2 separate regions of the Mus musculus genome follow, and region 1 is linked to region 2. A link is a loop called in an ENCODE intact Hi-C map of the cell type or tissue named here. Cell type or tissue: heart. All regions are shown on one strand. Links, peaks and the distances in the headings refer to the core of each region. The heading gives the core; the rest is flanking DNA.

Evidence for each region. Hi-C counts contacts between places; a loop is a spot of excess contacts. Peaks named below come from ENCODE experiments on the same cell type or tissue, not always from the same donor. Only the 100,000 strongest peaks of a DNase experiment are listed, where the experiment ranks them.
Region 1: a loop joins it to region 2, with 12 times the contacts of the local background. A loop is called at or near these places in 26 of 42 quality-filtered maps.

The regions. Positions count from the first base shown.
Region 1 is chr6:55,514,895-55,523,238 of GRCm38, forward strand. No RefSeq gene overlaps it. Among named protein-coding and RNA genes, the nearest start is that of Gm34441, 18 kb to the right of the region's middle. In heart, for the core only: CTCF peaks have their summits at 5,055 (motif pointing right) and 5,576 (motif pointing right); a DNase peak (open chromatin) is centred at 5,077; H3K4me3 peaks cover 674 bases; H3K27ac peaks cover 290 bases.
Region 2 is chr6:55,947,799-55,956,142 of GRCm38, forward strand. All of the region lies in intron 9 of Itprid1 (ITPR interacting domain containing 1), which reads left to right. Among named protein-coding and RNA genes, the nearest start is that of Ppp1r17, 66 kb to the right of the region's middle. In heart, for the core only: a CTCF peak has its summit at 3,120 (motif pointing left); no DNase peak of the experiment used is centred there.

The DNA.
Region 1 (8,344 bases), core at 269-8,268, 430 kb before region 2:
GAACCTTTTGTTTAGTATTATGCCTCATTTTAAAAATTGGATTAGTTTCTTGAAGTTTTAGTTTTTTGAGTTCTTTATATATTCTAGATACTCATCCTCTGTCAGATACACATTTAGTAAAGACTTTCCCCCATTTTGTATACTGCTTCTACACTCTTGGCTTCCTTTGCACTACAGAAGCTTCACAGTATGGGATCCCATTTATTAATTGTTAGTCTAAATACTTGTGGTAAAAAAGTTTTGTTCAGACATTTATGTCCTGTGTTTTTATACCCAGCTGTGATATATGAGAGCTTCAGCTGTGTTATGTTCTTGCCAGCATTTCATGCTGTTAGGGTTTTAAAGAGCTGTTTGTCCTTATCCTCAGGAGATATGACTGAATACCACAAACTGTACAATTTATTGAAGTCTCATACCATGGTTCTAATATATTTCATTTTCTGGTGGGAGTCTTAGGAGAGGAACTGAGAGGGAAATGAATACATACAAAGAATGGCTGAGGGCAGGTCTAGGTCTGCTTCTAATACCCCACTCTCTGGTGTCTTATGCACAAGCATTAATCCTTCCATAAACATGAGGCCATTTTGACCTAATACCTCTAAAGTCCCTGACCACATCTATTAATACTGTGACATTGGCTTCTGAATGGAGGACAAACCATCTTCCAGATACAGCGCTTTCTTTTTTTTTAAATTTAATACAATACTTTCATTAATTCTTTGAGAATTTCGCACAGTGTATGTTAATTATATTAATATGTTACTCCTTACCCAGACTCTTCCCAAATCCATATCTGACTCCAAATCTTCTCCAAACTTGGTGTCCTCTTTTTTTTTTTTAAACCCATGAACTCCAATCTTTGCTGCCTATAAATTCCTGGGGTGGGTGGGCCCACTGGAGCCTGGTTGATGTATAGGGGCTCTTAAAGAAAACTGACTCTCCTTCCCCTAGCAGCCATCATGTGTCAATAGTACCTCAGCAACAGGTATGCCTGTGGGGACTCACGAGTCCCTCTTCTTGCCTTGCTGGAATGTTTATTTATTTGACCTTGTACAGTTTCTGTGCTGGCAACTATAACTGTTGTGAGTTCATGAGTAGTGCTGTCATGTCCAAAAGTCACTGTTCTATTCTAGTCATCCCCAAACTCTGGTTCTTCCTGCTCCCTCTTTTGTGATGATCCCTGAGCACCTGTTAGTGTGTGTGTGTGTGTGTGTGTGTGTGTGTGTGCGCGTGCGTGTGCGCATGTGTGATCTAGCTGTCTCATTTGAGGCTGAGAACTAACTCACTCACTCTTATATTCTTTATACTTTGATCAGCTGTGAGTTTCTACATTAATCAATGTCCACTGTGCAGAGAAACTTCTCTGTTGGGACCTGAGAGCTGCAGTAATCTATGGGTCCAGAGATATGGATTTAGAGAGTAGTTTGATGCTATGCTCATTCAGTAGAATAACAATAGTAAGTGCACCCCTGAGGTTGATGGTCCCCAGCCATAGGTGTGCAGCCAGGTTTACACTACTGCACATGCATTTCCTCTTATAAAGGTGGCCTTAAATCCAGTCAGAAAGGGTTTGGTTAACCCTATAGTTACATACCACTATTACAACTCAGGGATCCTTTGCTATACTGGTGATTATTGTAGATTATTGTAGTTCACAGGGTTCACAGGTGGGTAAGACTCTTGCTGGATTCCTACCTCCAGACAGCCTACATAGCACCTTCTAGTACTTTAATAGCTAGGCAGCCAGGATGAAGCTTCCTAGTCAATGCCAACTTGGTTTCTCCATGTCCAGTGATCAAATTGTGTGGAATCTTCAGCAATGGATGCTACAGTCAATGTCAGGTAGGAAACTAAAGAGACTCACTGGTAATAACCTGTGGGGAGAACATAGATGTCCAACTACTCATGGTAATGACCATGTGGTACATGTACACAAAGGAGTTTTATTCAGACATAAAGAAAAATGAAATTAAGAAATTTATAGGTAAATAGGTAAAACTAGGAAACATAGAGTTAACCCAGACCTGGAAAGAGAAAAGATGCAAAGTCCTACTCATATGTGAATCCTACCTTTGAATCTTTAGATCTGTGTGTTTAACCCGGCACGCCTGCAGAAGCCACAAAACCAGAAAGAGGACATTGGTGGGCAGCAAAGGGGATCTTTTTTTTTTTTTCCATTTTTTATTAGGTATTTAGCTCATTTACATTTCCAATGCTATACCAAAAGTCCCCCATATCCACCCACCCCCACTCCCCTGCCCACCCACTCCCCCTTTTTGGCCCTGGTATTCCCCTGTACTGGGGCATATAAAGTTTGCAAGTCCAATGGGCCTCTCTTTCCAGTGATGGCCGACTAGGCCATCTTTTGATATATATGCAGCTAGAGTCAAGAGCTCCGGGGTACTGGTTAGCTCATAATGTTGTTCCACCTATAGGGTTGCAGATCCCTTTAGCTCCTTGGCTACTTTCTCTAGCTCCTCCATTGGGAGCCCTATGATCCATCCATTAGCTGACTGTGAGCATCCACTTCTGTGTTTGCTGGGCCCCGGCATAGTCTCACAAGAGACAGCTACATCTGCGTCCTTTCAATAAAATCTTGCTAGTGTATGCAATGGTGTCAGCGTTTGGATGCTGATTATGGGGTGGATCCCTGGCTATGGCAGTCTCTACATGGTCCATCCTTTCATCTCAGCTCCAAACTCCGTCTCTGTAACTCCTTCCATGGGTGTTTTGTTCCCAAATCTAAGGAGGGGCATAGTGTCCACACTTGGAAAACAGTAGAAGACACGTAGTGTGAAGGGGGGGGGGCAGTGTGGAGAAAGGCCTAGGTGGGAAGAGAGGTAAAAGGGCATGGCATTCATCTATTCATGCCTAATCCATTCTTCATCAGATGTGATTTACAAATATTCTTCCCAGCCTGTCTTCATTTCTCTAACAGTATGTTTAGAATCAAAGTTTTATATTTTTACAAAGCTGAGTGTCTTAAATTTCCAGGTTGTTTTTCCTAATTTTGTTTTCAGGGGGTATTTTTTTGTACAGTAAGAAGTAGGAAGTTTTTGAAGAATTTTAAGCAACATTTTGAAAGAAAATTAAAATAAAAATTGGTTCAATTGTAGACAATAAAATGATTGGAGTAGAAGGAAATTTTGAGAAAGAAAAGTTAGCTGTTGAAGTGAATTGAATGTGAAATGGGGGCTTAGGGAGCTCTGAAAAACCACTGTTTAATGCATTAAAATGTCACCTCTCTGCTCAGTTGTAGAATGCCATAGTAGAGAGCTCTATACATCCAAGGCAAGAAGACTCCAAATGGAGTTGTGGAGACCTCTGACTCAAGGGTGTCTTCTTTGCTCAATTCCATGTAGCTCCCTTTCAAATGGATTTCTTCTTGTGAATTTTAGTTTCTGAGTCAGGAAATACATTTTTCTACAATGTATTCTTCCAGTAATGATTATACCAGCTCAATATCCTTAAGGCAGAAATTCCAAGTCATAAACGCTTCCCACCCAAATCTGAAAAAAAAATTAAATGCCACACTCATGCCAAATTGTTAAATTGCATAAAATTGTCGTCCCCCAAGTAAGTTTGAAGGGTGTTACTGAGATAGACCAGTGGGGGAGGTGCCTGCCGTCAAGTCTGAGGATCTGAGTTCAATTCCCAGGACCCACATGGTAGACGGAGAGAACCGGCTCCAGCAAGTTGTCTCCTCATGTCAGCATTCCCTTCATAAAATAAGTAAACAAACAAACAAACAAACAAAAACATAAGAATCAAGAAAAGGAGTGAAGATTTGCCTTCAGGTTTTATATCCGAGGTGCATAAGAAATGACACACATCTTCTGTGGTTAGAATTGGGTCTTATGTCTTAGATATCTTGTTATGCGTATGTAAGAACTCTAAACCCTGAAATATTAGTTAAGATCCGTGCTATTCAACATGTATCCATTAACGCTTGCTTTATCACAAACCACTTCAAAACCCAGGGTCCTAAAATCACTATCGTTTACTTAGCTCAGGAATCTCAGCATTGACTTCTGGGATGTGGATCAGCAGGGACGGACCTCTTCTGGATTTTGCTGGATCCTCTTGCGTAGCTTGATGATTTTGGCTGAGCATGTCATATCTCTGCTTCACCAGGGTAGCCCAGGCCATTTCCTCAGAAGCTGATGGGAATCTAAGAGGTTAGAAATCTTTAAGCCAAACCTGCTGGAGGCCCAGGCTCAATCAGAAACTAACAAAATCATGTCAAAATTAATAAAACTATGTCAAAAGGCAGCAATGTGGAGGGAGGGATGATGCCCAGTCTCTTTGGCAACAAATGTATCTGAGGCATGGGCAATTTTGTGACATTCCTTGGAAAGAAAAGTATCCCAGAGACCCTTCTTTTCAAATTTGTAGTGATATAATTACATGAGAGTCTAACTTTTATTAAATTTGTCCTTACATGATTAGGGTCTTTAAAAAATGAGGCTGATTTAGGATCTGACGTGTAACTTCCAATTTCTGTTCTTCACATAAAACTGAGCAGCAGCGATATTTTCATAGGCTTCGCGTTGCCACAAGTGTTAAGTAACGATTGACCCTCCCTGGAGTTCTCTATTGGGGTACTTGCTGGAAGCTGCTCCAGTAATTTTCAGCAGTGCTTTATCTATGAGATGATCTCCCTCTTAGCTGTGCGGGGCTTTCAGATGCATTAATATAGCTTAATATCTCTTCCTGTTGTGTATCTAATTAAAAGCTTGTTGGATTTTCAAAGAAGAATTCATACACCCAAGCACTGGTAATAAAGTCTGTTAATAACCAGGACGAAAACATCACCATGGGACAACAGCAACTAGACACAAGGGATCAGGCAAAGACAGCCAGCCTCCTGAGCAGGCCACTGCTGCCGAGGTGAGCAGAGGATCGGTGTAGGGGTGTGAGTCCTGTTCCGCTCTGGACCCAAGGGTCCAGGTTCTGGAAAAAGGAGCTCATAAAGCTGCCCATTTGCCTTCCAGCTTCCAAATCCTTCATTCTTTCAGGGCTGCCCTTGGCCTCACAGGTCTTCACAGCGGGTAATGCTGCACTAGTAAGAATTGGCCACCAGATGGCACCAACTCTGCGCTAAAGCGCTCTCGGACTCGCACAGATCCTATGGAAAGAGCTATTCAGGAAGATGGCCTCTCCCGGAATTCCCAGCAGCTTGCTTTTCTCTTCCTCTTTTCACCCCATTAAAAATTAGATTCCTTCCAGAAGCATTTTCGCATGATTTTGGAGTTAGAGGAAATAAGTGTGTGTGTGTGTGTGTGTGTGTGTGTGTGTGTGTGAGAGAGAGAGAGAGAGAGAGGGGGAGAGAGAGAGAGAGAGAGAGAGAGAGAGAGAGAGAGAGAGAGAGAGAGAGAGAGAGAGAGAGAGAGAGAGAGAGAGAGAGAGAGAGAGAGAGAGAGAGAGAGAGAGAGAGAGAGAGAGAGAGAGAGTTGTTGTTAGGCTATCACAGTAGGGATAGAAGAGAAGGAGTTTGTGGGATCACAAGGACTTTAAGGGCAATCCTTCACTCTTACAACGCTAGGGGGCAGCCTCTCCTGGACATTCATAGCAGGTTGCTCTCCTTATATCTCTCTTCAAGTCAAACACTGAATGTCTTTCTCCTCTCCAACCCCAAATTATGTATTTTATTTATTCTTTTCTTCTTCAACATAGGGTAGTGACATCTCATCTATAACATCTGTTACCCACATCGCTTTCACACTCCAAACTCCCCCCGCCCCCCCCCCCCCCGTCTCTGCACAGCTCTCACCCCCAAGCATACCTGTTGCCATTGACAACATCTCCCTCTGCTCTGCCCCTCAGCCTTCCTCTCCTCTCCGCGGTTGCTGAATGGCACTGCCTTTGTTTGACCATAGTTTGATTACACAGGCCTTGATATTGACACCAGGGATCCAGCCGTGACAACTGCAGCTGAACCCTTACAGATGGCTCAAAGTTGGTGAAAGAAACGGAAACTGTGGTGTTCAAATGGTGACTTTGTCCCATGGGATATTTAGCAACGTGTATAGACATTTAAGAAGGGACTTTCCTCCTGGTACCTACTGAAGAGAGGGCAAGACTCCTGCTACTTGTCTTAGGATGCACAACTTGCAACAACAGATTGTCCAGCTCTCAAATGCCACGGGTGCCGAGGCTTACTGGGGGCTGGTAATCACTGCAGGGAGAATGACAGGAGACTCTGGCATATGGAGTCTACTCAAGACTTTCTGGGCCGACGTGCAATACAGAAAGCTGTTGGGCCACTCTCTTAGAACAATAGACATTATTCTAAGGGTCATTGAGTGCCACCGGTGGGAGATTTGGAGCCTTATAACCAGGGAATGAGATGGCTCCGTTTAGTCTCTGGCTTGAATCAGTTCTTGACTGGACCCTATGGAGAATATACTGGTATGTGATGATACTTCTAAAATAAACCGGAATTAACCATATTTATTTATTTATTTTATTAAACGAATAGGTTGGATACACATCTTAAGATATTCTGAAATGTTATCATTCTTTTCTTCATGGTCAGTACTGTGGTTTGGGTAGCGACCCCCAAAGGCATCCATATATCAAGAGCTGTTGCTCAGCCTGCCATGCTAGGCATGGGTAGAATCACTAGGAACTGGGATTTGGTGGAAGAACTTTGCTTCCCAGGATGGGGTGGAGGATGCCCTTGATCTCTGGTTTCCTGGTTACCACGTGGTGAGCAGGACTCCGGTCCTCACTTGATCTTCCCTTTCTAGTTCTCTCCAAATCCAGCCATTATATATATTCTATTCCCTTTCCTAGGGACATCTATCTGCACTCCTAACTCTGCAACTAATTTCTGTGGCTCTATGGATTGTAGCTTGGTTATCATTAACTTAACAGCTACTGAAATATTTATTTTTTTTCAAGACAGGGTTTCTCTGTAGCCCTGGCTGTCCTGGAACTCACTTTGTAGACCAGGCTGGCCTCGAACTCAGAAATCCGCCTGCCTCTGCCTCCCGAGTGCTGGGATTAAAGGCGTGCGCCACCAACAGTTGTGTTTTCACTTCGTTAGCCTGGCAGAAGTCATCCACTGGTTTCACATCTAATATTTCTTTACCCTGTCTTATAGCCTTCTAAGAAGTGGTCATCTTTGCTTAGATTTACTATTGATATCATATCTTTAGTAGTTTGGAAATGTTACTATATTTCATAATTTTCTATTCCAATTGATGCTTCTCTAAAGAAATAAAATGAAAATTTCCAGAAAATGGCCATCATAAACTTACAAATTACTTGTACTTTTAGATGTTTTTCTTGACACAATCATGACATCTGCACACAATCATTTGTCAAAATGGGAAATTATAGTCACAACAACACAGAGACCCGAGGATTGCTCTCATGGTCTGTCACTCCCAGCACGCGATGATTCTGTTTTCAAACTGAGCTTAGATTAGACCCTTGTAAGTTTCTTTGACTCTTACACAGTTGTCTACATTTCTCTAACTAGATTGAAAACACATTTAAACAAATTGTTTATGTCTTATTCAACACTTTTGCCATGAAAGTTCTAGTTTTTTCTTAAGATTTCTTTCTTGGGGTATATAATGTTTCTTTCATATGTGGCTTAGTATTGCTGAAATAAAATAAGAGGTGACCAGGTTTGTAGAATCTCTGAAAAGTCAAGAAAGACAGAGCCAAAGCTTCACCAGCTGAGCAGCCAACAAGCTCACAGAGCCACAGACTTTCTCACAGGGTAGGGAAAACAAAACAATTCTATTACTTTAAGCATTTTTCATAAAGTCTAGAAGCAGCTTGTAGGTGCACATACATGTGTGTGCACATGTGTGTGTGCTTGCATGTGTATGTGTGCCCATTCTTTTTGTTTCTTACATTGAAGTCCTTGATTCATTTGCAGTTGAGTTTTATGTAGCACAAAATGTGTAGCTATGCAGTGTTATTGACACCATTTGCGGAAGATACTATCTTTATGTATATTTTGGCCTCTTTGTCAAAAATCAAGTATTTGTAGGACACATGGACACATATGTGGGCACTCAGTTCTGTTGTGTTGATCAGTGTGATAAATTATGTCAGTAGCATGTTGTTTTTAATCACTATTACTGCGATGTGTAGTATAATTTACAGTCATAAATGGTGATACCCCTAGCAGTTCTTTTTTTTGTTCAGGATCAGTTTGACTATCTTGAATTTATTTGTGGTTCCATGTAAAATTCAAAATTAGTTTTTCAATCTCGGGAAGGAACTATGTTGAAATGTTGATGGGAATTGTGTTAAATCTGTAATTGCTTTCTGTGGGATGGTCATTTTCACAATATTAATCCCACCAATTCATGAGCAGGGG
Region 2 (8,344 bases), core at 39-8,038:
CCTTGGCATGATTACTCTGAAGAGTTCTTTTTAACAGTTTCCAAGGGTCATGCCATTCTTTAAAGAAAACAAGCAGAGAAAGCAGTATGCTGTAACTATGTAGAAATAGAATGAGAATCTGAAGGCCTCCATGGAGAAGGCTGTTTTTACTCAGTTACATATCAGGAAACCATTTCCTCAGATGACAGAAGATGTGTAGAGTTGTGTTAGCTGTGTTTTAAAGTGGACATATGATGCAATAGTTCATATAAGCTAAAGCTCAAATGGAAGACAACAGTTTCTGAATAAAGATATGGCCAAGGTCCACCAAAAGAGGGCAGCCTGTGTGAGGGGATGGTAAGGTGTCGTTCAAAGACCTGCAGCTCCACTAATGTCATACCCATGACCATTAGTATTCCCCAAAGAGAAAATGCCAAAAGTATCAATGACTATGTCTGAAATCATAGAATATACCATAGAAAGTTGAATAGCTGAGGGAAAATTGTCAATAAACACTGACTAGGAGCATAGTCAATACTTTCAATTGTTTGGTATTCGATATCATCAATGGAAGATGAGCTTTAATTTTTACTTTAACTTTTATTTTTAAATAACTTCTTATACAATATAGTTTGATCATATTCTTTTTCCTCCCCTAACTCCTATGACATCTTTGCTCCTCTCCCCTCCCTTCCTCAACTTCATATCTTCAAGTTCTCCCGCCCCCCTCCCTCCTTTCCTCCTCCCTTTCTCTGTAAAAACAAAATACTGACCACGTGTTCTTCCCTAGGAATGTAACTGATATATTCTTTGACTGCATTGAAGAAAACTATCCCTGCCCCCGGAAGCTGTCACTATGCAAATAGTTCCTTGTAAGACCTTGTGCAGGTCTTGTGCATGATGTCACAGTCTCTATGAGTTTATATGTGAATCAGCCCTATTGTGTCTAGAACCTGCTACCTCTTTGGAGTCAAGAGGGTTCATCAACCTTGGCTTCTACAATCTTTATGCTTCCTCTTTCATGTAGATCCCTGAGCATTGAGTGATGGAGTTTGATACAAAGGCACCATTTAAGGCTCAGCATTTCAAAGTTTCTCACTCCCTGAAAACTGTCCAGTTGTGGGTGTTAATTAGTATCTAGTGTCAGAAAAAGTTTCTGAGATGATAGATGAGCCATGCACTGATCCAGTATAACAACATGTTATTAGGAGTTATTTTATTTCTATGATGTTCATTTAACAGAATAATACTTCGTTTTATGCCCATAACCTATCTATTCTCAGGTTCTTGACAATATCAGACGCAGTTTCTATCTCATGGAGTGTGTCTAAATCTAATAAAAAAGTTGTTGGTTATTCCCATAACATCTGTGCTACTATTGCACCAGAGGGTATATCTTGAAGGCAAGCCACTGTTGTAGTTTACAGAATCTGTAGCTGGGCAAAATAGTAAAAATTTAAGATGTCATTAATTCAAGAATAATTCACAAAACATTAAACTACTAGGAAACTAAAAGTTGTTTTTCCAAGTTTCTAAAGAACATAAAAAAAAGAGGGCTTTATTTAGAGACAAAACAAATGCTTACACATGCACACACACACACACACACACACACACACACACACACGCACGCACACATCTTAAGGATTGACTATAAAAAATTCATAATATACTATTTAAACAGAAGGAGGGTACAAAGTGGGTAGTACTACTTTGTTAATGCATACAGGTTCACAGGAGCTCAATGAAAGTGCACTGGGCTAAAATACACAGATATATATAGAAATACTTGTCTTCCCACATGATTAGATAAAGATATTTTTCATTTTCTAAATTGTCTTCACCGTTGTGTACTGTTTTATAATAGTGAATTAATTAATACTTAATGGTATCAAGCCAAATAAATTTACTTTTAGAGAAGTACTTTTTTTCCAGTGACTAAGAAATGTAGCTATTCTGACTGAAGAGTGGAGGAGAAACCGCTAAACCTGGAATAATAGAACAAGGAAAGGGAAAAATTCACAGCTTGCAAAGCATCAGCTGAGGGCTCACGGGCACTCTCAAGTGTGCTGCAGAAATCCTCCATCGGAAAACCTGAACTCTCTAGAACTTCTGGCACGAGTGAAGGCATTGACATGTTTCAGATAGGTTTTTCAAAACCCATGAACATACTATCTCTTCTTCATGCATATCTGGGATGAGACCTGAGGTCAGGAGAGCAGGCATCTTTGCTGACACTGTATAGCATCTAGGGCAGTATAAGACCTGAGGGGACCCAGTGCACATTCTAGGGATGAAGGGTCCCACAGGAACATCTGTAGCCCTGCCTCTGTGCCCTGCACTTCTCACTGCATTAGCAAGGAGTTGACTCACAGCACGAATGTGTGGGACGCCAGAGATGACACAGAAAGGTTTCCAATGGAAGTCAAGCTATCATTGACAGAATGAACCTTGAACGCGTAGGAGCCAACACAAAACTTAGACAAGAATAGCTAATAAGGAAGGCTCTAGAAGGTCCCCCACGGTACCTAATTGGTAACCCCATCTTGACTTATGCGGGGATCTGAAGACAAAACCATAAAGATGTTCCGAAGCATTTGAAATGGCATTCTAAAAATGCCTCCGTGATAGCCACTCCAGCCCAAACAATCCTCGCTGCTTCCTATTGGGCAAAGCCGCCGCTCTTCATCTCAGGTTCCAAGCCCCTCCTGGAGCCCTTTGGTTTTGCGTCATCTGTAAGTCCACACAAGTCCTAAGACATGTGACTCAGCCTTACCCCTGAGAGGTCACAGACTTCCTACCCTGTGACAATGAATGAGAGAGACACTTGGCAATTAAATAGGTAATATCGAATCTATTGATGTAGATGGTTAACCCCAAAGTTCAAGGTTGGACCATGTTTTCTTATTCTGTATGATTTCTTCATGTTCCTTGTCCCTGTAAACCCTGTTTCTTTTCATCTCTTTACAATTTACATTTCAACTCCTTCCCCTCTTTTGTTTCCTGAGATGCTCTACACAAAGACTATTTTCAATGCAACTCAGGTGCTTTTACTATTGACACAGTCCAGAGAGAAGGCTTCTTCTATTGGAAGGTCTTGGCAGAGCCCTGGCTCCTCCGTGGTTGGTGTAATGCTGCCATCTGGTGGTTACTTTGACAAAATGCCTAAGGCATCTTTCCCTTGGGTAGGTAGGCCTGTTAGCTCAGTACAAAGGTGAAGTTTGCAGGCAGGGCTCACCCAGCTGAAATAGTAAAATCTAAATTCTAGAAGGCAGATTTGCACTGTAGAAGTTAATTTCTAGTTGCTATCAATGCTATCCATCACAGTCATGAATTGTGTAAACAGTGAGACTGAATTATAATAGTTAAAATGATGTTCCTTGGGAACTATCATTACATGTTCTTAGATTTACACATATACTATTGGGCATTAACCTCACTCGTCAGAAGCCCAATATAAGAGAATAACAGTTCCTACATAGGAGAGACAGAATCCAAAGCTGGTAGATGTGGCTATAAATCTGCCAGATGAGTCAGTTGGGTATTCTAATAGCGTGTTAGCTAAATATATTATGAGTTTAGCCTCTAGGAGCCATGGGATAGTCAGAGCTGGTGAACTATCAGTTATTGAGAGCAAAATGAAATCAAGCAGAGGTTTGGGTGGTGAGGGGTGTCATTTATCTAGTTTTGGTTTAGAACAGGGACCAATGAGAGGGGAAGTTTGTATGATAAAAATTTTCTAAAAGAAAAAGAAAACCTTCAGGAAGCAAGGTGGACAAAAACAAAACAAAAACAAAAATAAAAACAAAACAAGGCCTCCACTTAGCAGAGTGGACCAAAGCTCCTTGGGAGAAGGTTCCCAGAAAAGGTCCGCTGGCATAAGCTCCAGTTCTCCTAGGCGTGGCCTGGCAGGCTTCAGGGACTGGGTGGGATGGCCCCCTGAGATAGCGCTGCTTCCATTACTCTTCAAAAGCCATGTTCTTGTACCGGAAGTCAAGCCCTCCTGCCTGGGTGTTACCTTGAGGATGTAGCAGTGATAAACGATACTCATTTGTATCTGTCTGTTTGCTTAATAATCCATCATAGCTATCCCAGACTAGGGGATTTCTCATACTTTATCTCTTTTAACTACTACAGCCCTAAGGGGAAGTTTAAAATGAGGAAATCGAGAACTTAGCTGCTGGTAGTCCCTGAAAACACTTTATAAGGGGCAAAGATCTTAGTCTCCTAAAGAAACTAAGCCATCTGTAAATTGCCCCACACATTTCTTATGTCTCTTAGAATGATTCAGGATGTACACATTTGACTTCTAAAGCAAACAAAAACTGAAAATCCTGTTCGTGAGAGCATCATGCTCAACTCTGTTGTTCAGTCACACCATGAAAGGGAAATCTCGGTTTGGTCTTTTGTTAAATTTAATTAAATTTGAGAGATATCACTTGAGTGAGATTTAGCAATTGTGTGTCATTTTACAGGGATACAGTTAATGAAATGTAACTGTTGTCAATACCACAAATACACACCCTTTAGAACAAATGACTCCTACAGTGTAAAGACACATCACATTGTGCCTGTAGCTGTTTACAGTACGTCCTCCTACTCAGAAAAGCTCCATCTATCTGCAAACCTTAAACTGTAACTATTACAAATGTGTTGAATATATGAAAGATGTAGACTTTTATCTTTGCTGTTCTTTAAGCAACTTTTATATACCATTTAAATTATAGTAGGTATTGTAAATAATCCAAGATGATTTTAAGACGGAAGGACAGTTGCGCATACGTCACATGCAAATATCGTGGTATTTTGTGTGAGAGATTTGAGTAGCTGCAGTTTTTACTATTCTGAGGGATGGAGTTCCATGAAACCAGTCACCTACAGATCTCAGGACCAAAAGTATTTCCATTTGGATCAGGTTGTTAGAGACTAACCAGTTTATGGACAGATTTTGGCTTAGTGGCAGAACATTGCTTCCTCTGAGCATGGCAAGGATAATAGCAGCCATCAGCCATCATACATCACACTGATGGCTCCTGCTCCAGAACAAGAATCTTGAAAATTGTTCTGGAAAAGTGAGTAGCAATAGTGTCCAGGTGATGCCTAAAACACTTCACTAAAGCAAGTGGCTCCACATCCTGTTTTGCCTCCCCTGCCCTGAGTCTTAAATCCTCTTACTTAGGAATTTTCTCTCTTGATGCTATAGGCCAGGGGTGATGAAGGAGATGTGGAAGTTAGTCCTGCTTACTGAATATCTACAGTCAGGGCCTCCTGAGGTGAAACAGGCTGTCGGGGGACCTAAAGCACATATGGTAGCTTGAAGTAGGAAGCTCATGTAGAAAGTGTTCAGGGATGGTCTGCTCACTTACCTGATGAGTAGATGGGCTCTATGTAAAGTAGTCAGGGCATTGTGTGAAAAATATTAGAAAATCTACACAAAGCTTTTACACTGTTATTATAACAATTATCACATAATTTACAAACATTACATAAATTACAAAATAGGTGATTTACTTCCTAACTTCAAAAGTACCCGGAGAAGTTGTTTTGTTTTGTTTTGTTTTGTTTGTTTGTTTGTTTGTTTGTTTTTTCAAGACAGGGTTTCTCTGTATAGCCCTGGCTGTCCTGGAACTCACTTTGTAGACCAGGCTGGCCTCGAACTCAGAACTCCTCCTGTCTCTGCCTCCCAAGTGCTGGGATTAAAGGCGTGCACCACCACGCCCAGCTACCTGGAGAAGTTTTTTAAAATAATATTTTTATTTTATTACTTTTTGAAATTTCATACATCTATGCAATGTATTTCGATCCTATTCACTCACCACCTCTCTTCAGTGTTCCCTAGGATCCACCCCATCTCATTTCTTTTGTTGTTGTTAGAAACTCCCTGAGTCCAACTAATGCTGCCCACATGCAGACATCATCTTCTCTCCCCATTCTCCTTCTCTCCACTAAAACTTTAACCTTGAAAATTACCCCACTTGCCTTTCATGTTGTCTATGTTCAGCTGACAAGTTATAATGCTGGTTGAATTTGATTTTAACAAGATCAACCAGCTCTTAAATATGTGACACAAATTAAGTATTATAAAATAAATCTCTATAAATATGTGACATACAATAAGACAAAAAGGCCACCAAAAGATTGGGAAAGGATCTTTACCTATCCTAAATCAGATAGGGGACTAATATCCAATATATATAAAGAACTCAAGAAGGTGGACTTCAGAAAATCAAATAACCCCATTAAAAAATGGGGCTCAGAACTAAACAAAGAATTCTTACCTGAGGAATACCGAATGGCTGAGAAGCAACTGAAAAAATGTTCAACATCCTTAATCATCAGAGAAATGCAAATCAAAACAACCCTGAGATTCCATCTCACACCAGTCAGAATGGCTAAAATCAAAAATTCAGGTGACAGCAGATGCTGGCGAGGATGTGGAGAAAGAGAAACACTCCTCCATTGTTGGTGGGATTGCGAGCTTGTACAACCACTCTGGAAATCAGTCTGGCAGTTCCTCAGAAAACTGGATACAGTACTACCGGAGGATCCAGCAATACCTCTCCTGGGCATATATCCAGAAAATGTCCCAACCGGTAAGAAGGACACATGCTCCACTATGTTCATAGCAGCCTTATTTATAATAGCCAGAAGCTGGAAAGAACCCAGATGCCCCTCTACAGAGGAATGGATACAGAAAATGTGGTACATTTACACAATGGAGTACTACTCAGCTATTAAAAAGAATGAATTTATGGAATTCCTAGGCAAATGGATGGACCTGGAGGGTATCATCCTGAGTGAGGTAACCCAATCACAAAGGAACTCCCACAATATGTACTCACTGATAAGTGGATATTAGCCCAGAAACTTAGGATACTCAAGATATAAGATACAATTTGCTAAACGCATGAAACTCAAGAAGAACGAAGACCAAAGTGTGGACACTTTGCCCCTTCTTAGAAATGGGAACAAAACACCCATGGAAGGAGTTACAGAGACAAAGTTTGGAGCTGTGTCAAAAGGATGGATCATCTAGAACTTGCCATATCCAGGGTTCCATCCCATAATCAGCTTCCAAACGCTGACACCATTGCATATACTAGCAAGATTTTGCTGAAAGTACCCAGATATAGCTGTCTCTTGTGAGACTATGCCGGGGCCTAGCAAACACAGAAGTGGATGCTCACAGTCAGCTATTGGATGGATCACAGGCCCCCCAATGGAGGAGCTAGAGAAAGTACCCAAGGAGCTAAAGGGATCTGCAACCCTATAGGTGGAACAACATTATGAACTAACCAGTACCCCAGAGCTCTTGACTCTAGCTGCATATGTATCAAAAGATGGCCTAGTCGGCCATCACTGGAAAGAGAGGCTCATTGGTCTTGCAAACTTTATATGCCCCAGTACAGGGGAACGCCAGGGCCAAAAAGTGGGAGTGGGTGGGTAGGGGAGTGGGTGGGGGGGTATGGGAGACTTTTGGGATAGCATTGGAAATGTAAATGAGGAAAAATATCTAATAAAAAGTATAAAAAAAATACATTGTATGAAATTCCCAAAGAACCAATATTTAACATATTGTTTTTAAAAAAATTCAACTGTATCAAAAATAGCAATAAATTTAGTATGTGGGTGTCTAAAAAAGAATATGTGACATAAATTATCATAAAATAAATCATAAAAATTATTTATTTTTATTTATTTATTATTTATAAATATTTATTATTTTCATTGATAGTTAACAACAAATATTCTATTACTAGTATTAAATGTTCTATAAAAATTGAATGTTATACTTGGGTGTTTACTTGATTGGCTCTTTCCCTATAACCTGCTCTATGTTATAATAATTCTTATTTTCATACACTCAAAGGGTTTTTGTAATAAGCCCATTGCTATATTATTATCATTTTTGTTAACATAGTCAATTTCCCCCCAAAGTAGGGATCAAACACAGAATTTTAACAATGCTAGGCAACTGCTCAACCACTGGGTTTGCCCCCAGTCTTCACTTATCTTTGAAAGGAGTTAAACCTTTTTAAATGTGTGTTTGATGCTTCCTTTCAGGCTTTTCACAGTCTGGCCTCCAAAGGAGTCACTTCCCTATTTTCCCAGGATTATTTTCAAAGATAATTCTCCTTCTGCTTTTATGTTAAGTGTATATAATACGCCTCTCCAGTGGAGTGGATTTTAAGACTTTTTCCTCTTCGTTGTTGGTATTAAATTATTTGTTTCTGATGTGCCTTGGTGTAGCTTTCTTCATGTTCTGTATGCCGGGGGGTGGGGAGGGATTGTTTCTGTCAAACACTTCATGTGTTCTCCATTCTCTTTGGAATTTTCCAGTTATTAAAATATCTATTCACTCAGA